Linked DNA regions of Homo sapiens: regions 2, 3, 4 and 5 are each linked to region 1. A link is a loop called in an ENCODE intact Hi-C map of the cell type or tissue named here. Cell type or tissue: ascending aorta. All regions are shown on one strand. Region 1 holds the start of MIR5702 (microRNA 5702). Region 2 has its middle 65 kb from the start of MIR5702. Region 3 has its middle 46 kb from the start of MIR5702. Region 4 overlaps RHBDD1 (rhomboid domain containing 1). Region 5 overlaps IRS1 (insulin receptor substrate 1).

Region 1 (5,000 bases):
GAGAGGTGGGACATCTGAGGGGTGATGGAGTCATTATTGGATTAATGGATTAATAGGCAATTGAGGGAGTGGGTTAGTTATCACAACAGTGGGTCTGTTAAAAAAGCCAGTTTGGTTGTCTGTCATGAAGTCCTTGCTATGTAATGCCCTGCACCACCTGGGTTCCCTGCAGAGTCCCCTCCAGCAAGAAAGCCCTCGCCAGATGCAGCCCCTCAACCTTGGATTTCTCAGCCTCCAGAACTATAAGAAACAAGTGTTTTCTCTTTATAAATTACCCAGTCTCAGTCATTTGGTTATAGCAACAGAAAATCAGCTAAGACAGCATTGGAGTCCAGACTCAGCTGTGCCATAACCTATGTGTGCAGCCCTGGGCCTGGTACTCACCCAATATGGGCCTTGCCTCCTTGGTACCATAAAAGAATTGGTTTAGATGGTCTTTCATGCCTTTTTAAACTTTGAGATTATTTAGTCATAAAATGATCAAAAATTAAACTGGACAGATTCTACTCTTTTCTGGGTAGACTGAGTGGTACTTCAGAGGATCTTTCTGCCCCTCATTTTCACAAGTGTCATGGGAAACATGGGTCTTTGCCACCCATTCTCGGCACTGTCTTCTACTAGGCCAGTGAATCCAAGCGACGGCTGTGGAAGGTGCACATCCAGAGTATTGCAATCACCCACGTGCCAGGCAGAGGAAAAACACAGGTGGCTCTTCTGCTGCCTCTGCACCTGCAAGGCAGATGATCTCTCATCACAACTTAATTCTCAGACAGGGTGCTTTGAATGGAGGCAGCAAGGGAGTCCAGGGTCAGAGCTGTTTCCCTTGTGGATGGTTTCCGTGGTGGCCCCATCTCAGAGATCTCCATCTGTCTTCCTGAACAGTGGGTGTTCTGGAGGAAATAGTTATCCTGCACACTTGATGGATGGATATTTACTCAGGAAGGGGATTTATTCCAGATTTAGAGATGGCAGAGGCAGGTCAGTTCCATCGTGGGCAGCCATGTGCAGTGGCCTTGTGGGCAGAACTGAGAACAGAGGGACCCAGTGAGAGGACATTTCGAGGAGCATGCCATATTGTCCTGAAAGGGGCCAGGCAGTGAGAAATGACATTTAGAGGGATTTATAGGCAAAACAACAAGGTGCTAAAAATAAACAGTAATACTCATGCAGTGAGTCACTTTAGAGGCATGTATAAATTCTTCGCTGACACCGTAAGAACGTGGGAGAACTTAGCACATGAGGAGAGAGCGGGGAATGGAATTGGCGTGGACGGGGGAGGCGCAGATGACCTGCTAGTTGGTTCTGGCTAGATGATCTCTGCCCCACTTCTGTGAGGAGGCATCTGTAGTCACAGATAGAAGGAGTGGTGGTATTTTTAAAGTGAACTGTTGCGATGATATCTGCTTAGCTTTCTCATGCTAATCTCTTTCTGTGGTAAGTCCTTCTAAAGTTATTGATTCATAGCAGGGGTTGCACTTTAAATCTAAGGGATCTCTGCATGTTAGGAAGATTAAGGGGTGGGGAGTAGAGTTCACACACGTTGGCATGAGGGGCCACATTGTGTCTTGGGAGAAGGATGTCGTTGAGAAAAAGGCTGGGTTCGTGTTCTAAGTTCAATAGAAAACAACTCAGCATTCTGGGGGCAGGGTTAGTGTACAGGAACTACTCTCTTGGTGACTTTTTGGAAACGGATCCTATAAACACGTATTTGAGCTGGTGGGGTGTGTGTGTGTGTGTGTGTGTGTGTGTGTGTGTGTGTTTGGAAACGAAACACATGGGGAGAGTGACATTCATTAAAAATGTCTGGCCGAGCGTGGTGGCTCACGCCTGTAATCCCAGCACTTTGGGAGGCTGAGGCAGGTGGATCACGAGGTCAAGATATCGAGACCATCTGGCCAACATGGTGAAACCCCGTCTCTACTAAAAATACAAAAATTAGCCGGGCGTGGTGGCATGCACCTGTAGTCCCAGCTACTCGGGAGGCTGAGGCAGGAGAATCGCCTGAACCGGGGAGGCGGAGGTTGCAGTGATCCGAGATCGTGCCACTGCACTCCAGCCTGGTGACAGAGAGAGACGCTGTCTCAAAAAAAAAAAAAAAAAGTCTAAGGCATTCTTTCCTCCCTTAATTCCTTTCCTTCCCTAATTATTTGTTGAGCACCTACTATGTTCCAGGGCTGGCACTTGTCCTTGGAGCCTAGTGATAGGTACTCATCCTGCTTATATTTGAGGGGAACAAGATCCAGATGTACAAGGTAAAGCAAGCAAATGTCAGCTGGTGATGAAGACATAATCAGGTTAATGAAACTGACAGGGATTAGGGGCATGTGGGGGTGGGATTTCTTGGTGAAACTTGAGAGATGACAAAGAGCCAACCCTGCAAGGAGCAGAGTGTTTCAAGCAGTGAGAATGATGATTGCAGAGGCCCCAAGGAGGGAAGGAATTGGCATGCTCTGTGACCTGAAAGGAGGCCAGAGAGGATGAAGCAATAATGAACAGGGTTAGAGACAGGAAGTGAACTGGTCATTTGGAGCAGGGTTTCTCAGCTGCAATGCTACTATTGGCATTTGGGACTGGAAAATTCTGTTGTTGGGAACCAGGCTGTGTATTAGACGACATTTTGCAGCATTCCTGGCCTCTACCCACTAGATGCAAGTAGTTTTCCCCCAGCTGTGACTGCCACAAATGTCCTTTGGAGTTGAGAATGACTGGTTTGGGCTGTAAGCCCACCAAAAGGGAGGTGGGACCCCAAAGGAGAGTTACTAAAATGTCAAACAAAAAAGGCGATGGGTAATTTTATGTATCTGCTTGTCTGGGACACAGTACCCAGAAATTTGGTTAAACATTTGGATGTTTCCTCGAAAATATTTTTTAAATGAGATTAACGTTTAAATGAGTAAGTGCTGAGTAAAGCAAATTGCCCTCCATAATATGGATGGGTCTCATTTACCCAGTAGAAGGCCTTAAAAAAAACAAAGACTGACCTCCCCACAGAAGACAGAATTCTGCCAATAGACTGCCTCCGAACTCTGCAGTGTCATCTCTTCCCTGGGTCTCCAGCCTGCCGGCCTACTCTGCAGATTGGGGACTTACCCAAATTCCCTAAAATTGCACACCAGACCCCACTTTCTTTATACACACACACACACACACACACACACACACACTTTCCCTTTCTGTCTCTCTCTCGCTATTGGTTCTGTTTCTCTGAATATATATATATGTATAAAATACACACACAGACACACACAAACACAGACATACACTCTCTTTCTATTTCTCTCTCGCTATTGATTCTGTTTCTCTGAATATATATATATATATATATATATACATACACACACATATATAATACACACACAGACACACACAAACACAGACACACACACTCTATTGGTTCTGTTTCTCTGAATATATATACACACACACACTATACATGCACACACACTCACACATTTCTCATCTCTCTCTCTTTCCTATTTTCTCTGTTTCTCTGGAGAATCCTGACTACTAGACTACTACAGTCACTATTCTTCTCACTTTGGCACTGAATCCAGGGATTCCTGTGACCATTGTGTCGGGCGGTGCCTGGTAGGTGGAGCTGGCAGTGGAAGTGGCTGAAGCCACCGTATAGCCTCAGGACCCCCACAGAGAACACACACTTTGGCCGGGAGCGCAATTTTCTTGTTGTGGGGCCCAGAGCAGGGCTGGCAATGAGGCCCTGTCCAAAGCCTCACAGTTCAGAGAGGCCTCATGGAAAGACGGTAGGAAATAGCTGCAGTAAGGACAGGACAGAGGGAATTGGATGGTTTCTGGTGCACCTGAGGTCACCCCTGGGAACACTCTTACTAATGAGTAGATAGGATTTTCAGTGGGGCTAGAGATATATGAGAGGAGGTGACAGTCAAGGAGATAGGGCCACTGCTATTTTGTGGTGATATTTTTACACCCAGGCTGATGTAGGGGAACTGAGGATGGAGACAGAGGAGAAATATCTCAATGTGAGTGTGACTTAATTATCTGGTGGTCCTCAAATGGTGCACAGATAAGTACAGACTATGTACTTGCAACCTGGCTGCTGGCTAACAAAAAAGAGTGGCTGGAAAGAGGTAATATACACACAGGTGGCTATTCTCTACACATTTCCTGCTCCTTAGGGACTTAGAGAGTTGCTTACGTTGTCACACCAAAAAGCACTTTCTTTTCCTGAATATTCAGAAGTTGGATTCTTTCTCAATAGAGGCCAGAGTGAAGAGGAAAAGTGGTTTCTTCTCTGTTTCCTGTTAGGAAAACACATAGGTTTGATGATTTGGACCGGAGATTCAAGAGAAGTTTCTTTTTATAGATGTTGGTTTTGGAGTGAGTTCCAGCAGTCATTACAGGTATCTCTCCAGTTGTCTCAGTAAACTTGCTGTGACTTGGCCTTAAGAGGAGGTTTGGCGGCCTCAACTCCTGGGATATGTTGCTGATCCAACCTGAAATCCTTCTGTAGGTTGAGTCAGCAACATATCCCATGACTTTTGGGTGATAACTTCTTTTATGTAAGACCACAAAGCAAATGGCCCTTTCTCCATAGTGTTGAATTTCCCAGAGGCTATGACCAGGGATTAGATGGAAGTAAAAAAAGTTTAAGAGAGACTGCTAAAAAGCATTGAGTAGTACATAACTTGGCTTAGTCAAGCTCTTCAAGTGTTTGTGGAGAGCCAATAATACCATGGGTAATTGAGAAGAAAATGTGTTTATTTTCACACATGGGGATAGCTCCAGTGGAAATGAATCCCTTTAAATATTTTAATTTCAATGTACTCCATATTATAAGAGCTGCACATACACACACTCATACATTTAGTTTTTGGCTTGTATTGCTTTTACTATGACTGTAGTTTTGCAAACTTGATGTTACATAAGCACATAAAAGTTTTTCTTAAAAATGATGCAATTTTATCAAAATGATCTAAATATAAAATCTCAAAAAAGGCCATGTCAACACATAGTTAACCAAG
Region 2 (5,000 bases), 63 kb before region 1:
GGGGATTATTGGATTTAAAAAAAAAGAACCATTGTTCTAAACTGAGTCACAGATAAAATAGGAAGGTATTTCCTTGGCATTTTCATCATAAAATCCCACTATTCATTCATCACACCCTAAATTCTAGAAGGGGACTTGTCCAAGGTCACCCAGTTAGAAAGTAGGATTCCAACTTAGTTTCATTAATAATCCAAACACACGGAAACTGAAAAAGAAACCATGTTCTTTAAAATCCTGGTAAACATTTACGTCACTTGGTTGACAAAAAATGCCATGGAGAATCTCTTGATTTTCAGTTTTGATGCTCCAGGCACAACTTGTGCCCCTCCCCAGGTCCCGCTCTTTAATCCAACTTCCTTCTCCAGCGCTTCTGAAGGCTTCTGGTTGAGTCAGGATGGAAGTGCTCCTTGGCTGTCTCGTATTAACCTCTTAACACTCAACTCTTAATTAAAAGTTTTTCCCTACCCTAATGGGGTACACGCTGCTTCTCATTTGCTTTTCACAAAAAACGGAAGCCAAATACACACACACACACACACACACACACACACACACACACACCCTCACCCCACCCACACACACAGCCAGCCACACACACAAACACATTCCACCCATACACACACACCCACAAACACACCCCATTCATACACACATACAATTCGAGGAGGAAATGTTAATGATTTGTCTAAAACAGCAACTTTTGTGTTTTTTTCTTTTTTTTTTTTCATCAGCAGGGTGTTTCTGGTTTAAATTCAAAGGTTTCATTTAATTACACATCCTCCTCTCCTCCCCGCCACACACCAACTATTCCAGTTAGGAGAGTCCCATCCCCCATATGTGAAAAAAAAGATGTAGAGTTCTGAGTCTGGTTTACTTCATCTGTTGAAAAATAAAGTAAGTTTGGCTGAGCTAAACAAACTTCTTCCTGAATAGAGTAACCCTCCCATGTCTGTTTGCCGAAATGTTTGACAGATGGAAATCTGACGGGGAGCATTTCTTTTAATGACCGTGTGAAAACTTCAGATCTTAGTTTTGTCTTGCCACTAACTAACTGTGACTTCAAGCAAAGCACTTCTTTTCTCTGGCTCTCCAGCTCTTTGTTTATAAAATAGGAGGGACATCTGATCTTAACCTGGGGTTCAGAATTTTCTCAACGCTCTCAAATTGAATGCAATTTTTTTTTTTGTGAGTGTAGCTGTGTCCATTTTTGATTCCCGGGGAAAAGGGATTGTGACTTCCAGTGAATTCACCAAGGATTCTGTGATTGCAGAGAAATGGTTTGTAAAAGCATAACATTTCATGATTTTGACATTTGATGCTAAACTTTCAGCTACGCCTCCTGAGCGGGTCAACTGAGACACCAAGTGAAGAAAGAAGTCATCCTCCTTAGGACAGCAGGCTGTGAGCCAGCATCCCTTCCAACTCCACGGTCAACAGCACATTACAGGGACAGGCAGAGAGAGGCCACAGGTTCAAGCAGGAGACGTGTTAGTTTAGCCGTTTCTTTTGGTTGTTGGTATTAGCTCCTCAGACATGTGTATCAGAGAAAAAAGGCTGTGGTTGGGTTTTGTAGTTTGTAGTTGTAATAAAACTCTGTGTTTGAGTTTAAAAGAATCATGACTTTTGTGATTCCCTATAACAAGTTTTATAGAATTAGGGACTGCCCTAGGACAAGAATATTAGGTCAGTGAAATTTGTCCCTATTCTTTCTCCTCTCATTGCTACACCTTGGCTGAGAGTGGGTACTCCCCCTTACCAAATGCTTTCACGGGACCCAGAGTCTTTCTGGAATGGAGAATACATATCTGACAAGCTCATTATTTTTTCCCAGAGGTGTATGAAATTAATGTATTAGCTCCCAGGTATTTGTCTCAAAAAGAAAACCTACCCTGAGGGAAGAAAGAGAACATTTTAGCAAAAGGGGACTGATTGCTAATGGTGGCATTTTAGGTATCAGTGTGGGGACATATTTTAGGGGGAGAGTTGAGACATATTTAGCATGTTATAGACAGTGAGCCTTGCAAACTATTATGATGAAGTGGTCCCTTTCCCTTCCATGTCATTAAAAACAAACAAACAAACAACAACAACCAAAAAAACTGTACTTTGAGCCCAGTTCAGTGGCTCACATCTGTAATCCCAACACTTTGGGAGGCCAAAGTGGGAGGATCGCTTGAGCCCAGGAGTTCGAACAAGCTTGGGTCACATAGTGAGACTCCACTTCTACAAAAAGTAAAAAAAAAGCCGTATGTGGTGGTGTGTGCCTGTGGTCCCAGCTACTTGGGAGGCTGAGGTGGGAGGATCACTTGAACCTGGGAGGTCAAAACTGCAGTGGGCTATGATTGCTCCAGCCTGGTGACAGAGTGAGACCCTTGTTTCAGAAATAAATAAATAAATAAATAAATAAAACTTTACTTTAAAAATTAATAGAACTTGCATGTTTGCTAAATGAAAAAAGCTCCTTTCTAAGTTTTTGGAGTAATTTTAATTCTGGATAAATTCACCACAGATATACTTTTCCTCTCCTTTGTTTTTGGAGTCCGGGGGTCCCTACTTGACTGGTGCTGTCAAGTCCTGTCTGAGTTCAACACCCTTTTACTCACATCTCTGAAGGCATCTGCTATAGATGACCCACTATTCCACCAGTACATGAAGCTGGCTCTGACTTATCCCAACATGAACCTTGCTTAATTATGTTGGCAGAAAAAGAACTGAAACAGGAAAAGAACTAAAGAATTTCCTTCTGGCTGACAAACAACTCCTTGTTGCTACTAATGGGAAATCTATTTTTACTCTTCCGTACCCCAGCGATGGAGTTGATCTTCGTGACACAAAGAAACTCTCAGCCAAAAATTTTAAAAGTACAGGCTGGGTGTGGTGGCTCATGCCTGTAATCCCAGCACTTTGGGAGGCCGAGGCGGGTGTGTCACTTGAGGTCAGGACTTCCAGACCAGCCTGACCAACATGCTGAAACTCCGTCTGTACTAAAAAAATACAAAATTAGCCGGGCATGGTGGGGGTTGCCTGTAATCCCAGCTGCTTAGGAGGCTGAAGCAGGAGAATCGCTTGAACCCAGGAGGTGGAGGTTGCAGCGAGCCGAGATCGCGCCACTGCACTCCAGCCTGGGCAACAGAGTGAGATTCTGTCTCGGGGGAAAAGAAAAGTACATTACTCGTTGGAGATTATGAGCTCAAAATATCTTCTCTGAGAACCTACACTACAGCATGTCAGGTAGGAAGCCTGCACACCATGTGCTTGTTCCATAAAAATGTTGAGCCCCCAGTGAAACCATAATCAACCATTGGAGGTTTTCACCAATGATGAGCATGCCATTGAAATCTGCCATTTAATTTCTTGTATCAATTATGGAGAGATGAGTTTATATTCTGAAAATGGGCTTTGCCATTGAAATGAGGCAGCCCTAGGCCAACCTGGAAATTCCACTAACTCACGAAGAGGCCATGGGAAAATTGCTTAACTTCTCTATGCCATAGTTTTACCATCTGCAACGTGGGGATGATGATACTCTGCAGAGGTCTGGGAAGTTATGAAAGGTACCCTGCCATAGGCAAAGCATTTTGAAAATGCTTCATCCATAGCTGGCCCTCAGTACATTGTAGAGATTACATAATAATTTTAATTCTAAACAGCTTCACAACTTTTGGACGAAATCTCTTCCTTCATTCCAGTTTGCTCTACCTTTTTGTAACTGTGAAGTTTAAAAGGCCCTAGACAGGAGGAGAAATTCCTTGCTTGTAGTCCTTATCCTATCTTTTTCATAAAAAAGAAAAAAAAAAAAAGATGTTCAAGGAAAGTTCAGGATGAAGCCAAGATGGGATTTTTGTGATCATGGCACTGCTTCTCAGAACCGCACTTATACAGTTTTCTGAGCACCGAACTGACCCTGATGAGGAAACGGGAAGTTAGGAATAAGAAACAAGCCAGCTAGTTCTACCTTTAATTCTAACTACTGCATTGCTTCCTCCAGACAGGAGCTGTAACTAGAAACTCCCATCAATCCAGGCTTGCTAACTTTAAGGTGCATTCACATATGATTCCAGATTCTCTCACTCTCACACTTCTTCCTCATTTAAGTGCTACTGTTTTGTTCTGAACCAGGAGTGTTCTTTCGGAGATGCTGGTCCATTGGAAAATACCTCATACACCATTTTGCCACTGGGGTTGGCCAGGTTTGAGTTCAGTTCTTTTTATATTTCAGATCAAAATGTAAGAAGAAAAATATTTAAGAAGAGCCTGTTGTTTCTCTTTCATTGGTTCAGATGCGTTAAAGCCACTTTCGTAGTTTATTTTGTATCAGCTGGAGTTTTTTACAACTCAGGTGAATTTTAGCTTTATTGAGGGGAATTAATCTAAAACACTCTTTACGCCGGTTTCTATTGACTTGGGTTAATCGTGTGACCGCGGTGGCTGGGTTCCCCTCACCACGGTGTCTTTGAAAAAGGGAGATCGGCAGGGAGGGTGTCCTGAGAAACCCTGCCAATCCAGGCTCTGTTATCCAGATGAAGGGAGCGCCCTGAGCGTGAGAAAGGAGCCTGGAGCCTTGAGCAGGGCTGCACTCTGCCTCTTCCTCCTGTCTTGTTTCTTACCTTCCCCTACTGTCTTTCATTTCTCTCTCCCTCCATTCTTAGGCAGGGCCAACCTTTCACAGCAGTATTTTTAGTTCTCATATGGGAACATCAACTTGTTTCTCTCCGTGCTTCTCTCTCCCTTTACCAAGGATGCGTGATGATTTTCCTACTTGTGTGTTCAAGGGCGTTGGGAACATTGTGCGCTTATATTTAACCCCTTACATTTCCCTGAGGTGCTTTGTTCATTGCACATGAACTTTTAATTCTTTCCAGGCTGTGTGTTTTGTCCAGACTGCAGCTTTCTGGCGCTTGGCCTGCCTCCTTGTTTTAGGGAAGCTTATTGCTTCACAGTGAGACCATCTGACAGTTGTTATCTGCAACCTGAGAGACAGAACTGCCAGCGATGAGTGC
Region 3 (5,000 bases), 48 kb after region 1:
GTTCCATCTGGCACCTACCGGAATTTTCCTCTAGAAAATCCTCAACCTTCTTCTGACCATTTATTTCCAGGGAAGCAGATGCCACCCTGAACTTCAGTCTTTTCTATCCATATATCTATTTTTAAATTTTAAAATATTTAATTGACAAGTAAAGATTGTATATATCCAAGTAGTGCAATATGATGGTTTGATAAATGTACACATTGTGTATAATGATTGCCACAGTCAAAATAAGTAGCATATCCATAATCACCCATGCTGTATATTATATTAGCTCTCCAGAACTTATTCATCTTATAGCTGAAAGTGTGTAACCTTGGATCAACATCTCCCCATTTCTCTCACCTCTCATCCTCTGTCCTACTCTCTGTTTCTATGAGTTTGACTTTTTTAGATTCTGCATACAAATGAGATGATAGAATATTTGTCTATTTCTAGCTTATTGCACTTAACATAATGTCCTCTAAGTTCATCTATGTTGCTGCAAATGGCAGAATTTCCTTCTTTTTTATGGCTGAAGAATATTTCATTGTATATATGAACCACAATTTATTCATTCATTCATTCATTCATTCATCAATAGGCACTTAGTTTCCATGTTGTGGTTATTATGAATAAGGTCTTAATGAGAGTGCAAATGGGTATAAAATATCTCTTTAAGCTACTGATTTCTTTTCCTTCAAGTATCTACCCATTGTATGGTAGTTCTATTTTTAGTTTTTTGAGGAAACTCCATACTGTTTTCCATAATGGCTGCACCAGTTGCCTTCCCACCAAAAGTGTACAAGAGTTCCTTCTTCTCCACATCCTTGCCAACAATTATTAATTCTTGTTTTTTTTTTAAAAAAAAATAGCCACCAGACTTCAGCCTTGAAAGCATGTGCATACATGGCCCACAGTAGTCAGCACATTCCATCCCACTGGCTAGGAGGATGGATTTGTTACGGGCACGGTAACCAAAGTCATACCTATCAGGATGAATACGATTCAATTTTGGGACTTTTGTTTGAGCTTTTCCACTGGGTCTTAAGCCTCAGAGGAGGTGGGGCTAAATCTTCTGTTGCCATTTTACCTTTACTTTGGCTTTATCAAAATGGTTGAAAGGCTAAGCCCAGAGATAGAAGAAAAGGTAATAAGATTTGGCCTACAGCCCCCAATCCTGCCATGTTCATTTCGGCACTAACCATGGGATTTTTACTTATGGGGCAAATATATATTTTTCTCCAAACAAAGAGCTCCGATTGAATTCTAATTGATAATCAGAGAAATCAGAGAAGCATAAAGTACTATGGAATAATTGCTCTACTAATCTGAGCACAAAATTTCTATAACTTAATTTAAAAATTGTGTGTGTGTGTGTGTGTGTGTGTGTGTGTGTGGTGCGATGTCTACCAGCTGCCCACCATCCTTTGTCTTAGGGTCTAATTCATTTAGAAAACTCAAGACAGGTGAAATGAAATAGTATATTAGCTATTCCCTAAAACAGCAAGTAAAATCTTTGACTTGTGGCTTTGAAAACTGTATATCATTTCTATTGTACCCAAGTTGGCAGCTCTAAACCCATTGGGTAAGAACTTTCTACTTTTCTTATTGAATACCATCAGCCTTAATGCAGATTATTAGTAAGGCAGATTATTTTGAGTTCTTGTGATATCTCAAATTATGAAATTTGAAACTGTGATATTTCAGATTATGTTCCTATATGTTTGGGCTACTGTTGGATATCCAATGAATGCAGTTTATTTAAAAATCCCAATAAAACTGAACCAAAAAGCTCAAAACATAGTTACTTTACAAATGTTCTCTTAAGGATGACTGATTGATTGATGTGTTGACACGAGAGGGTCAAGACAGCTGCACTGCTGGGTATACCAGTGGGCATGAGGGGCATGTGGACCAGTGAGTTATTTTTTGTTTCAAAATTTTAATGTGAAGGAAAAGGAGGAGGAACAGCAGTATATCTAGAGAATTGTCTAGAAGTAAAAAGCAGACTTGAAAGAAGAAGAGTTTAAAAGTACCAGGACAAAAGTCAAGAATTTATCATCAGTCTTGCTCCTGAATATCCACTGGGAACATACTGCTATTTTATTAGTGAAAACTTTTTTTTGGTCTGGTCATAGATAGGAGCAAGAGAAATCATTTGAAAGTCCAGGCCTTAGCAACTGTGACAAATTTACAAAGAGAAAAAAGGCAAAAAGATATTATAAGGACAGACATTTAGAATATACATCCAATGGATTCAATCGAAACTGAGTGCTTTCATCCTGAAGGCAGTCACAGCAAACACAATTGGAAAGCATCACAAATACCTTCAGCAAATGTCTAAAAATAAATCCAAGATTTTAGACTTTAGATCCATGTAGATCAAGAAGATCCAGTCTGAATGTGGTGGTGCACGCCTGTAATCCTAGCACTTTGGGAGGCCGAGGTGGGTGTATTGCTTGAGGCTAGGAGTTTGAGACCAGCCTGGCCAACATGGCAAAACCCCATCTCTACTAAAAATACAAAAATTAGCTGGACGCGGTGGTGCATGCCTGTAATCCCAGCTACTCGGGAGGCTGAGGCATGAGAATCGCTTTAATCCGGGAGCAGAGGTGGCAGTGAGCCGAGTTCATGCTACTGCACTCCAGTTGGGCAACAGAGTGACAATCTGTCTGTCTCAAAAAAAGGAAAAAAAAAAAAAAAAAGAAGATCCCAGAGACAAGGACAGACTGAGTTTCAGAGGAGGACTGGCCAAACACCCAGCAAGCGTTGGAGACCTGGGCCCAGGAAGACCTGTGTTTCTTTTCCCTTCTAAGGAAAAGAACTTCAGTGAAGAAAAAAAAAAAAGTCATGAATCCAGTTAATCCAAAATTAAAGTATCAAGAGTGACTCAACACTGAGCCAGTAAATAACCAACCTAGAATTTTTCCAATTGCATACATATAACAGGAGTTAAATGACTCACGTCTCAAAAGAGGAAAGCATAAAGCGGGGGTCACTGTGGAAATGATTCCTCTACCTGTCAGACCCTAGGCTTGGTCAACGGAAGGTAGACAGCTCAAGAATATCCACTGTGAAGAAACTGCCAACACAAACAGTCTGACAAAGTCTGGCAATGAGCAATAAGAGGGAATTTGGATAGGTGGGTGGAGTAATTGGGAGTTGGCAATAGGCAAATAGCAGAGGTACAGAGAAGCAGAGGGTCTCAGATGGATAGGATTCAGGACTCCAGAACTGAGAGCTCTGGCTCAAACAAAGCAAGAACACTTTGTCTAAAAAATCCTGGAGTAATTCGGAGTAAGATACTAAGAATAAAAGTCAAATATGAGACAATTGGATAAATATGTGATGGCTAGATCTCAGGCACAAGGCAACATGTTTGTCTGGCCAGGCAGGGATCTTTTGAGCCTTGATTTTGTGCTCTTTTGAACCTAGGGTGAAGTTCAGTCTGCTGTGAGAAGCTGTGAAATCCCACATCTGAAGATCAGATGGACATGCGGGCAGGGAAGACAGTGAAGCTCATCCCTATCTTTATTCCTCAAAATTCTGTCCTTGGTCTTTCTCTCCTAACTCTCCCTGGTTTCAGCTTCCTCATGGCCTCAGTATATACTGAGACGTTTTCCAGCTCTCTTTCTATATGTATATAAAACTACCTATTAAAACCTGTCCTCAGAAGTTCCTGGGATGTGGGCTGTTTGCGGCAGCCACAGCACAGGATGTAATTATGTGACCTCAGGTCATCTAGGAAGCTATCTTCAGGACTATCTTGTAGGAGATTAATGATTCATGTGATCTTATCATTCATCCATTCAAAGCACATTTACTTAATGGAACCAATGAAATCTCTACTTTCATGGAATTCACAGTCTATAACTACAGTTCTTAGTCCTAAATCCCAGAGACATTTCAGATTCAGTGTGTTCTGAAGTCACATCATATCAATGAGAAAACACAATTTGTTGTGTAGTATGGTGTGTCTGACATATTGCAGGTTTCAATGGCTTTTCATTAAACAAAAAACTTGTTGATTTCAGGAAATAGCTTAGTAAATAACAGTTTCCATGATCTAGTCACCTGACTTGATTGAATTAAACTGCTCTATTCTAACACCTTCTAAACAGTCCACAAATTGGTAATGTACAAGTAAAAAAAAACTTTAAGTGCACAATTTTACATTTATTACAGCTCTATGTTCCTTATGTAGAATGTAAATAACTAAAAATAATAAAATTTTACTACCCAGAGATAATCACTTCTAATCACTTATAATTATCTGGCATATAGGTTTCCAGATTCTCATACATATATGCTGACGCTCAGTAACTGTTTCATGTTTTGCTTTTTATATATTATATCATAAATTACCTTTTCATATTAGATATGTTTCTATAGTATAATTTTGCTGGCTACCTACAATCCCATCTTACAGATGTGCTGTAATTTATAATCTCATATTGCTTGAATATAGCTTGTCACTAGTATTTTCACTGTTACAAATAATGCTATGGTAAACATCTTATAATTATATCTTTGTGACTACTTATGACTATTTCCTCCAGGACAAATTCTTAGGAGAACATATAGGTTAAAGGATATGCAAAAATTTCAACATTTTTGCTTTTTATGTTGTCAAATTTAACTCCAGCACAATTTTTCCCCAAAATTACAATCAGGAATCAATTCCTTATGATGTCATGAACCTGACGATACGAGTTCTTCTGATAAATGATGCAACTAGTTATTAAATCTTCTATTTCCCTTCCATTGCATGAACCCTGCCTTTAACAAATAAAGTACACAATTTCATATTCAGATCTAACACCTGAAATTCTAGTGGTTAGGTCCTATTAGTTCATTTGTAATCGCATATTAGATGAAACTATTGCTGAAAATTTATTTAAATGTATCAAGTGGCCTGAGTTCTGATGTTAGGTTAATCTCATGTTGGTTGGACCTTTGGATTGTAGTGGAACATGGAGGACTTTTGAGCTCCAAGGAGCTTTAAGAAGTGCATGTTT
Region 4 (5,000 bases), 310 kb before region 1:
CCCAGTGTGAATTTATGAGCTGCTAAACCTCAAAAGATTTCTTCAATTAGCAATGAAGACTCTTGACATATTTGCAGCCTGATATAGGGGCTGCTCTTTATATAATTTGGGGTGTATCAGAACTTTTCCTTACTTTTATTTACCTCGGATGACAACTATTATGCTTCTCCCTGTGCAGCGTTTGATCCTGCTAATTATGCTACAGGGCCAGGATGGTGTTTCACGGTTCACCATTGCTCCTGGGGCAGGCTACAAATTATACATAATGCACTGCATTGTAATTGCTGCATTGTGAACTTTGCTCGCCTTTCCAACACAAAATACCGACATCTAAGTTGTTTTATTATTAAAAACCATAAGGGATTCTTTTGGATTATAAACATCTGAAGACGTAACATTCTCATGAATTCCAGCCGGCTATTTCGGACACTCAGTGGGGCAGACAAGGCTGAAAAGCAAAGCAAATACACTTCATATTTGTGTTTACAGAAAAAAAGGAGGCGGCAGTCATGAAGGCAAGACTGTGTTAAATGCAAAACTAAAGGGAGGGGGAGCTTGCCGAAGGGGAGACACAAACTGAACTGGGAAACCAGAGACGCGAGACATCCAATGATGCTCCTTGACTTCTCTGGGCCTCAAGTTCCTCATTTCCAGAACAAAGGCACAGAAACAAATGACCAAAAAGATCCCTTTTTCCATGAAGACAGGCATTCATGAGAGCAGTGGCTTGTTTCTGAGTCTCACTTGTGAGGCCAGCCTTATCCCAGCCTGAAGGGTAAACCAGGAACCCGAGTCTTGTGCCAGACAAGAGGCCTCTGCCATCCACCCTGTTTGTTTGGGGCCTCTAAGAAATAGATAATGGCTCTTTCAATGGGAGGAGGGGGTCAAAATAAATGAAGCCTCAGTTTTATATATAAAATGCCACCAAGTGGGGAAAAATATCAGAGCAGTATTGTGGTCACTGAAATTTATCACTGCCCTTGTGACCCAGGGCCAAGAGGCCTCACTCCAGACACCTACCCGATAGGCCCAAGTCATAGTACCTTGTGCCTGCAGCACTTAGAAGCCACACCCAGGCCCCGTTAAGGTACTCCTAACCCTCCCTTCTCTCCTCCTCTCAAAATGAGACAATAGCCTGATGTGTGAAGTTGGACTGGGGTCTCTTCTCTTCCTCTAAGTGTTCTAGATGAGCTTAAGGTAGCAGCAGCACCACACGGAACTGTGTGCATTCTTCATCAGTATACGGTGGTGAGTCTCCTACACAGTGAAGATGGGATAGTCAAAGAAGAGGAAAAGGCAGGGGAGGGTTTCCAGGTAAGGAGGCGTGGGTAAAGCTCACACATTTTGATAATTTACAACAAATTGTTACTATATTGGGGTACTGCTCCTTTGATGTTGCTGCATGTCAAAGCAGCTGAAGCAGACGTCTCGACTTGGACTTGGGAAGTCACTGACTAGACATCCTCATTTCTCTTTGTCTAGTGGTGTCTCCAGGGGGGTGGGCATATCCAAGATCTAGTATGACCAGAGGACACAGACAAGGTGACAGAGGACTTAAGTGACAATGGACAAGAGCTCCACACCTGGACTGCCCCAGAAGCCCTGCTTGGCTGCTAAGTTTGGGCTGGCCTTGAGGGAAGAGCAGGCTGTGCTCTCACACCTTCCAAGTGTCCCTAGTACCAAAAACTTGGGGCTTTGTACCTCTGCTCCAATCCATACTGCACATAGTCTCCAAACCAAACAGCCAGGACTTGTGACCAGACAGGCCCTGCTATGCTAATGGGGGCAGGAGACCTATTTTCAACTGGAACCATGAGTGTGACTGTTCCCCAGATCTAGATACAGAACACAACAACCCTGGGGCCACTTACATTACTCCTGCAGCCAAATGCACTCAATCAGAACCCTCAGAGGGACAAGGTAATCTTGCCTGCTATCTATTGGTGACAATGAAATCTTGCTTTTGTGTATTATCTCTTTTCAAACATTTTCTAAATAATCTGTAGTTCCTAAGCATCATCATAACTTTTAATATGTCAGTACACAAGGCAATACTTAAGGAGTTTATGTACAAATCATTGTCGAAAATTCCAAGCCTAACAGATTTTAATGAGTTCCTTCTGCATGTAGAAATAAATGTATTTCCCTGCATTGGACAATAGTTTGACGCCATCTTTAAATCCAAGCAGATTCCCCTCTTCTGTACCAAACTGCCCATTTCATTAGGAGGGCTAATAAGGTTTTCTATCATCTGAGTAGGACTGGCCTGGCTTCTGGGTGGCCCGAGGGGGAAATAAGAATGAGGAAAATCAAGAAGTTGCTCCCTCTAGGAGTGGGGCCCTCCCTCACCCCATGGCCATTCTGAGGAAAGCAAACTGTCATTGAGTTCGGGCCTCCCTCACCTCCAGCTTTATTGAGGTCTAATTGACAAATAAAATTGTATAAGTTTAAGGTGTACAACGTGATGATTTTATATATGTATTTATAGATGTGTGTGTGTGTGTTTGTGTGTGTAGTGAAATGAGTACCACAATCAAGTTAATTACCTCAGGGGCATCGATTCCACCTTTTCTACATGGTCCTGTTATGAAGAGTTTCTCTTTATTCTCATTTATCATTCTGGGGCACCATATTAAATCTTGGGAGGCCCTAGGAGAGCTCAGATCTGAAAGATTTTATATTAGAAATGGAACTGCCAACTAAATGGAAGGAGGAGCTGGTGGTTTTAAAAACATAATTTCCTTGCTACCCACTAAGAGTCCCAGTTCTCTCCACGTACCAAGGAGTCACTGCTGCTGATTCACGTGTGGCCATCAGAGCAGTGGAACTAGGCCTCATCTGTGCCACAGGAGCACAGCCTGGAAGAGATACATGGCCTGAAAATGGTAATGGGAGCACCAAGATCTCCAGGATGTCCCTGAGCCACGCACTGGCGAGGTACCTGAAAAGAGTGATCTCCAATTATACGATGACACCGTGAGCACTGTATGGTTCACGACTCTCAGCACTGTACAGTTCACGACTCTCAGCCTGCAGGGAGTATCCACCCTGCTCTTGGGTGCGGGACACTAAAGAGGATCCTGGTGCCTGGAAATCTATACAAATCACTTCCACAGGTACCTTCCCATTTATTTTAGAACCAAACCAGAAGAATGTAATAACTAGATGTCTCTTTTGTACATCCTTGTTCAACGAAAAAGTGACTCTAAAGAAGTTAATACCTTGACAGTCAGGACTAAAAAGAGCAACACCCAGGCCGGGCACGGTGGCTCACGCCTGTAATCCCAGCACTTTGGGAGGCCAAGACCTGTGGATCATGAGGTCAGGAGATCGAAACCATCCTGGCTAACACGGTGAAACCCCGTCTCTACTAAAAATACAAAAAATTAGCCAGGCCCAGTGGTGGGCGCCTGTAATTCCAGCTACTCAGGAGGCTGAGGCAGAAGAATGGCGTGAACCCAGGGGGTGGAGCTTGCAATGAGCCGAGATCACACCACTGCACTCCAGCCTGGGCGACAGAGCGAGACTCTGTCTCAAAAATAAAATAAAATAAAATAAAATAAAAAAAGGGCAACACCCATACAACACTCTGGGCTCAAGTCCCTCTTCAGCGGAACCTTCCCACATTCTATGCACAGGGCAGAGAAGACTCAGAATGCTAATTATTTCTTTGAAGTGTTACACCGAGTGCTGTGCAAAAAGGAATCGCAGGTGAGACAAACGCCGGCCATCTGTCAAAGCCTGACAAACTGGGTAAGGAGGCAAGCATGTGGAAAGGCGGTGAGGGGCACTGGGCCTCTTACCCACAAAACCCTCAAGCTCATTGCAGAGAGGCAGCCACTCTGCTATCAAAGAGCCCATGCGAACGAAAAGGAGATTCTCAGGGGTGGGCAGCCAGGAGGATGAACAGGCAGAATCACAATTCTAACACACAGTAGCCTTACTCATGGGCTCCGGAGTTGTTCTAACGCTCACAGGAATGCTGCAAGAAAGATACGACCTACTTCACTTCTGCTAGTGAAGGAGGCAGGTCAAGGCTCTTCTCATCTGGTTTTCACTTGCTCAGACAATAACAATGATAACAAAATGCTTGCTGCTTCCAAGAATGAACATCTCCATCTGTTTACTCTTGATCTAACTTACCTTTGTCTCTGGAAGAAAACAATTCAAACATAAAATGTTAGAGAGGTCCTTGCTAAGGGGACTAGGCAGGGAAGAGAGTGAATATTACATCTAGGAATCATTTTATGAACTACTCCTAAGGCAGTAGAGCTTTGCTCTTGATCAGTAAACACCAATCTTAGAATGGGGGCAGTTGGGTAAATGGCAAAGCCAATGAGGAAACAGAGTGGAAAAAGGAACAGGCAAACACTCACTTCCCAACTTTCCCAGATAATGAGCCCAGACATCTCCCCCAGGCACCCACTTCTTGGTCACCAGCATCTCTAGCACAGGAAAATGTCTTAAACAATTTTTTTGAGTAATGATTTCCTTAACTTGATGCCAGGCAAATCTCATTCTTTCTCTGGGAAGGATATACTTTGGGATTCCTGCTACAAATTAAATGGTTTGGATGAGTTTGGAAGAAGATCATTTAAGGACAATCAACACTATATAGTTCCGTACACACACATACACACTGCAAAAAGGAAATACTGAAAGTGAACAAGAACCCCGAGGCTGAAGTCCAGGGAGGAACTTCTGTGAGGAAGGATGGCAGCCACAGGGCACAACCCAAACTCAGGTAGGGCTCTGAATCTCTACTTTGAAGTCCAGGCCTACCAAGAAATTAAAACATAAATATAGAAAATCATATAGCAGTGGGGGAACCTGCATGGTTTTTTGTTTTTTTTTTTTTTTTGCTACAGGCTTCCTTCCTTTCTTTAACTTTAGTTGATAAATGGAGGGATTGGGCCTTCTAAATACATGTGGTAACTTGTGTACTTACCTATAACCCAACCAAAAACTGACAGAAACCAAAACATTTCAAATAGACTTCA
Region 5 (5,000 bases), 130 kb before region 1:
CCTCCACTTTTAGGGTTATTTGCTGTGTGCCTTTAAGTTCAAAAGTAGACACCACAGTAAATGCTGAAAGTTGGCTTTAGGTCTTCTGTGGCTAATGCCGTATTAAAAATGAAAAACATTTGTAATAGGAAATTAGCCTGCCCTTCGTTCTGTTGATCCTGTTTTCTGGTGGTCATAATTGTGGGTAGAAGAGAGTACAGTTTGCAAATAATGTGATGAGTTGGCAATGCAGAAGTTTCCAGCATTTGGAAACACTTTACTCTGACAAACTGATTATCTTGTGAATTTTATCTATGCTCCACAGAATGAGCTTTTAAAAGCACTGATTTTTCTTAATTTGTGTCCATTCATAAGAAATTAATCTGTGCCCTGGTTTCCTATTGACAGGTATTTATTTATCATGTGTTCATAGTCTTCTTAATTCTGTTTCCAATATTTGATCCATATAATTCTCTATTTTATAGAACAAGAAAAAGGTATATGAACACTCAAATGAAGATTTTGGGTGATATGTTACAAAAAGCATTTATTTGATCAGTATTTACTTCAACATTTATTTTCATCATTCACTAGAAGAAAGATTTAATTGTGTATATCAACATCAGTAGTACAAATCTTGTTATATCAAATGATGTTTTTGGGAGTCAGAATCCCTCAACACTTTAAGCATTTGTATTATAAAGTGCCTCATTGGTAAAATAATGAGAATTTGAAGAAAACCAGCCCAGCAGAACTAAAATTTTGGTTTTAAAGGAGATAAAGAGAATAAGTTTTTCTTACTTGTCATCTTAATTTGTTTAGGTTTCTTTTTATAGAGTAGAATAAATGATGTTTGCTCTGAAGAGAATTGATGACCAACTAGAATTTTCATTTTTAAAAAGGGCTTTAAAATAAAATTCTCCTATGTGTTGGATGCATTAAAAAAACAAAAACTCTACAAAATTCTATCCTTAACCTTCTTTGGGAAAATAAAATATTCTGGAATAATCATATAATCCTATTTCTAATAATTCTGGAGTAACAATCGACCATGCTTTGCACAGTGCCAGGAAAATTCTACAATGCGTATTTGAGATGTTTGTGTTGGTGTTTAAAGTGAGGCACCAAATGCTACCTGGCACATTTACATCCTCAATTCTGCTTGCTTGCCTGTGCCCTGTTGAGTCCAAAGATGTTATTCTATAGCTATCTGAAACAGACAGAAGTCAGACCTGTGAGTGGCAAACAGCTTCTGCTCCGAATGTGTGTGCAAACATTATTTTCCTCACTTCCTCAGCAATTGCTGTCTTTGCTTCTTTTCCTCATTTCTCAGGTAAAACCTGAGACTCGGTGAAAGGAATAGAGGTATGATGAGGCGTGGGCTCTGTTGAAACATCTCGGCTTGTTTAAAATTTTTCATTGTCTGTTAAGAGGAGAACACTTGTGAAGCACTGAGCTCAGGAGCTCTACTTGTTGGAAGCCTGTCTGCTTTACCTGTAGTCCAGTGACCTTTTCTGCCTGCCCTTTCTCTTGCATAGCCTCTTAGTTCTGGCTTGCTCGTTTTCTAGTACTATCCCCTGCCATCCCTTTGTTTCCACCTCTTATTTCATGTTCCTGACATTATCCTTTTTTTCTTTTGCTCCTTTTCAGAATTTCGCAGTACTTGTGGCCCACTCTCTGCAGAGAGTAAATTGAGAGCCCAAGAAGCAGGGCAAAAAGAGCCTCTCAGACTCGGTCATAGCAGCCCTGCCACCTTTACCTGGCATCAAATTTATCTTTTAGTTTTGAAACTGCAGCTGACAAAGACACAGACCCCAGCCATGCCTTTTGGGTTCAGTTTTTTTGTTTTTGTCATTCTTTGTTATGCCCTCCCCCTTTAAAAGAAAAAAGAAAAAGAAAAAAAACAGAAAAAGACTCTTTCCATTTCTTTTTCATTCAGTTTCCTTTTTTGTGATGTCAAGGATTCCGTACCTCCAAGGTTGCCTCCCCTCCCTCCCCTTTCCCCAGCCCTGTGGCCTTTTTGGCTGGCGCAAACCCTCTCGGCCCTGGCACTTTCCCTTTTCCGGGTCACCTCCGCTTCCTGCATTCCTTCTCCTCCCTCTTCCGAGCCCCCTTTCGCCCGGGGTGGGGGAATCTGCAGCCAGACCGCCCTCGGGTCTCCCGCCCCCGCCCGTCTCGGGTCATCCAGGGCGGTGGGGCCCCTTCCCGGGCCGCGTGGTCGGCGCTGGCGGGCGAGGCCCCGCCCTCGGGCACAGCCGCGCGGCTCTGGGTCCCGGGCGGGCGGGGCGGTTGGGCGCTGATTGGCCCCCACCACAGCCAATCAGCATGTGAAACGGCTGAGCCGCGGCGGGCGCGGGGCGGGGCTCTCCGCGGGTCCCCTGGCGGTGGTGGCGGGCGGGCGTCCCTGGGCCGCTTTCTGCCACCCTGCCTGGCACCTCTTTCCCGCGGGTGCCCGCAGGCCGAGCCGCAGGCCCCCTCTGCACCGCGCCCGCCGACTGAGGACGTTGTGCCCTCAGCTGTATTCTTGCATTTGGATCAGAATCCTAAGAATGAAAAAGTCCAACCAGCCCACGGACGGGGGCCGGAAACACACACTTGCTCTTATTTTTAATTGAGAAAAATCCAGGCCGTAACCATGTGACGAGCCCCATTTTGTTTCCCTTCTCTCTTTACTACGGTTTACTACGAGGCCACGTTCCTTCGTCTTCCGGTCTCGAGATCCGCGAGCAGGAGGGAGTCCCGCACGTGGCTGCGGGCCTGCGGGCCAGGTGGGGTTGGCCCGCGATTCCTGCCCGCCCCCCTCAACCAAGGGAGGGAGAGAGACCTGCGAGTGCTGCGGATGCCATCGTTTTGGGTCATGGGGGGAGGGGGAATTCCTTTGGCTTGAAAGTGCCCTAGGCTCCATACACTTTACTGCAAAGCACCAGAGCTAGGTAAGAGCTGGGAAAACGCATCCTCCTGGGCTGTGAGGGAGCTCACAGCGAAATGAAAGACGGGACTGCAGCTTGCAGATCCTGAGAACCCGGTGTGACAAGGGTTTGGGTAGTGTGTTCCTTAAAGGCTTGGAGGAAATGCTGTGGCGTTCTCAGACACAGATTCATTTTTCCATCATTGACAGTCCCAGTGACAGCCCGTCAATTTAGGCTGGGCACATCGATTTTGAAAGCTTGCTAGATTTGTGTTGTGTACCCTCCAGTAACCAAAATTATGTGAGATATATTACTACATGGGATGGAAAATGTGTTCAGATTTGGCCTTTCTAAAATAAGGAAAATAAGAAAGAAAAGTGCTATGGGAGTATTTTCTCCTCCTCCTCCTTCCCTCTCAAATAAGCATTTCTCACCAGCCAACATCCCTCTTGCATCACTGAATCATAAGATCCCAGGGCAGCGCTTTTTCTGAGGGGCCAAGTGAAACATCACAGGTGGAAACGTACCAAGCAGGTGCAAATGTTATGACCCAAAACTGCTACTGAGCAGTGGGAGAGAGTTTCTCTGTTGTTCCAGAAAAGTTTGAGCAGCTAATAATTTGCTTAATGTTTGCAATTGTTTAGGTATCTTTTTATAGTAAAAATAAATCCATAAAATGTTGCATATATTGTAGTCATTTCTCTGAGTTCCCCCTCAATAAATACTATCTCCAGCATTGCCCTACAGGAAGAGACTTGGGATCCAAAGGGCATGCCACCTTTTTTTTTTTTTTAAATCACAATTCCAGGAAAATAGCTTTGTGCTATCTTAAATGATGCAATGGAAAAAGCAGTTCTTGGGAGCCAGAGATCTTGGGCTCCAACACAGCCTGTGCCCTTCACTAGCAGAGTGACCTTGGGCAAGTCACTTAATTTCTCTGGACCTATTTCTTCATCAGTAACTTGAGGATTTTGTTCTAAATTATTCTAACCTCCTTTGCAGCTCTAAACATAGGAATGTTGTGGAGAAAATGACTGATACTCTTTAATGGGTCAGTTGCAATGAGGATTCTTTCCGAAGAAGCTGTTGACAGGGTCATGATAAAGCATGAGAATAGCCTGTTCTGTCCATTTCTAGCCTTTGGATCAGACATTCTTTATGGACAGACTGGGGCCTGGAAGGAAAACATTGTTTGATTCAGGCCTGACATTAACTTTTCTTGCTTCAAGGGGGCATTTTCGAGTTTTAACAAACCCTAAGACAAACCCTCCTGATCGACCAGCCTAAGTTTTTGGAACCATCTCTAGACTGAATTATGCTCCTCTTCCTTCCGCCTTTTTAAAAATAAAATGTGTGTGGGAATGCAAGGCACCTGCTAGTTCCTACATCCTAAGGTCAGCTCTCAGAAACATCCCACCCCTCCCCACACTATAGAGTAAGCTTTAACCAGTGCACACTGTGGAAATTAACACATGCATCCTGTTGGAAATCACCTCTTTTTCAGGGGTGGTGTGTTTGTGGATAATGTGTCTCATTTGTACCATCAGTGTTCTTCAGTGAGACAGCCATTTAAGTGAATGGTAAGGAAATTTGAGAAGCCAACTGGGGACTATAGGAGGCCTTCCACAATTTTTTCTTTAGCTTTATTTTTCTCTCTTAGGTGTATGAAACAACTCAATATTTCTCTTGCTGGCAAAATTAGTGTTGTCCAGATTTTTTGTGCTTTAGGGTTTTTGATTAGTTAGTTGAGCCAACACTGCTTTTCCAACCCTGTGTTATCTTGACTGTTGAGTTGCCAATATATTCAGAAGCTCCGACCTTTTTTGTCCCTCCATGTGGATTTCACAAGTCATTAAAATAGTCTGTTGCCTCTTAAGAAACTCCACGGACTTATGCTTTTCCAATCCTCTCACTATAATCAGATATGTGTCTTAGCTGAATAGTATATAAATGGTTCCTTTTATTTTGATGGGTTGGTAATTTAGTATATTGGAACATTTCACAGTTTTAAGGTTTTGTTTTGTTTTAAAGAAAGCCATTTCCTCAATTATTTCCTCATGTTACAAAGTTACTGGAAATTGTATTCAAGGAAAATAGCTTCTTGTGAATCAT

The links. Peaks named below come from ENCODE experiments on the same cell type or tissue, not always from the same donor. Only the 100,000 strongest peaks of a DNase experiment are listed, where the experiment ranks them.
Region 2: it touches region 1 in a loop (4-fold over the local background); 15 of 110 quality-filtered maps call a loop at or near these places.
Region 3: it touches region 1 in a loop (2.4-fold over the local background); 6 of 110 quality-filtered maps call a loop at or near these places.
Region 4: a loop joins it to region 1, with 2.7 times the contacts of the local background. A loop is called at or near these places in 3 of 110 quality-filtered maps.
Region 5: a loop joins it to region 1, with 4 times the contacts of the local background. A loop is called at or near these places in 59 of 110 quality-filtered maps.

What each region holds. Positions count from the first base shown.
Region 1 is chr2:226,658,233-226,663,232 of GRCh38, reverse strand. It overlaps MIR5702 (microRNA 5702), which reads left to right and starts at 4,440; the gene lies at 4,440-4,523. In ascending aorta, no CTCF peak of the experiment used is centred here; DNase peaks (open chromatin) are centred at 1,262 and 2,472; H3K27ac peaks cover 4,699 bases.
Region 2 is chr2:226,721,701-226,726,700 of GRCh38, reverse strand. No RefSeq gene overlaps it. Among named protein-coding and RNA genes, the nearest start is that of MIR5702, 65 kb to the right of the region's middle. In ascending aorta, no CTCF peak of the experiment used is centred here; DNase peaks (open chromatin) are centred at 2,910 and 4,927; H3K27ac peaks cover 432 bases.
Region 3 is chr2:226,610,118-226,615,117 of GRCh38, reverse strand. No RefSeq gene overlaps it. Among named protein-coding and RNA genes, the nearest start is that of MIR5702, 46 kb to the left of the region's middle. In ascending aorta, no CTCF peak of the experiment used is centred here; no DNase peak of the experiment used is centred here; H3K27ac peaks cover 1,410 bases.
Region 4 is chr2:226,972,791-226,977,790 of GRCh38, reverse strand. All of the region lies in intron 8 of RHBDD1 (rhomboid domain containing 1), which reads right to left. It also overlaps a transcript of COL4A4 not described here. Among named protein-coding and RNA genes, the nearest start is that of RHBDD1, 140 kb to the right of the region's middle. In ascending aorta, no CTCF peak of the experiment used is centred here; no DNase peak of the experiment used is centred here.
Region 5 is chr2:226,789,015-226,794,014 of GRCh38, reverse strand. All of the region lies in intron 1 of IRS1 (insulin receptor substrate 1), which reads left to right. Among named protein-coding and RNA genes, the nearest start is that of IRS1, 8.3 kb to the left of the region's middle. RefSeq lists a silencer at 1,927-2,616. In ascending aorta, a CTCF peak has its summit at 2,417; DNase peaks (open chromatin) are centred at 2,294 and 2,644; H3K4me3 peaks cover 3,539 bases; H3K27ac peaks cover 4,894 bases.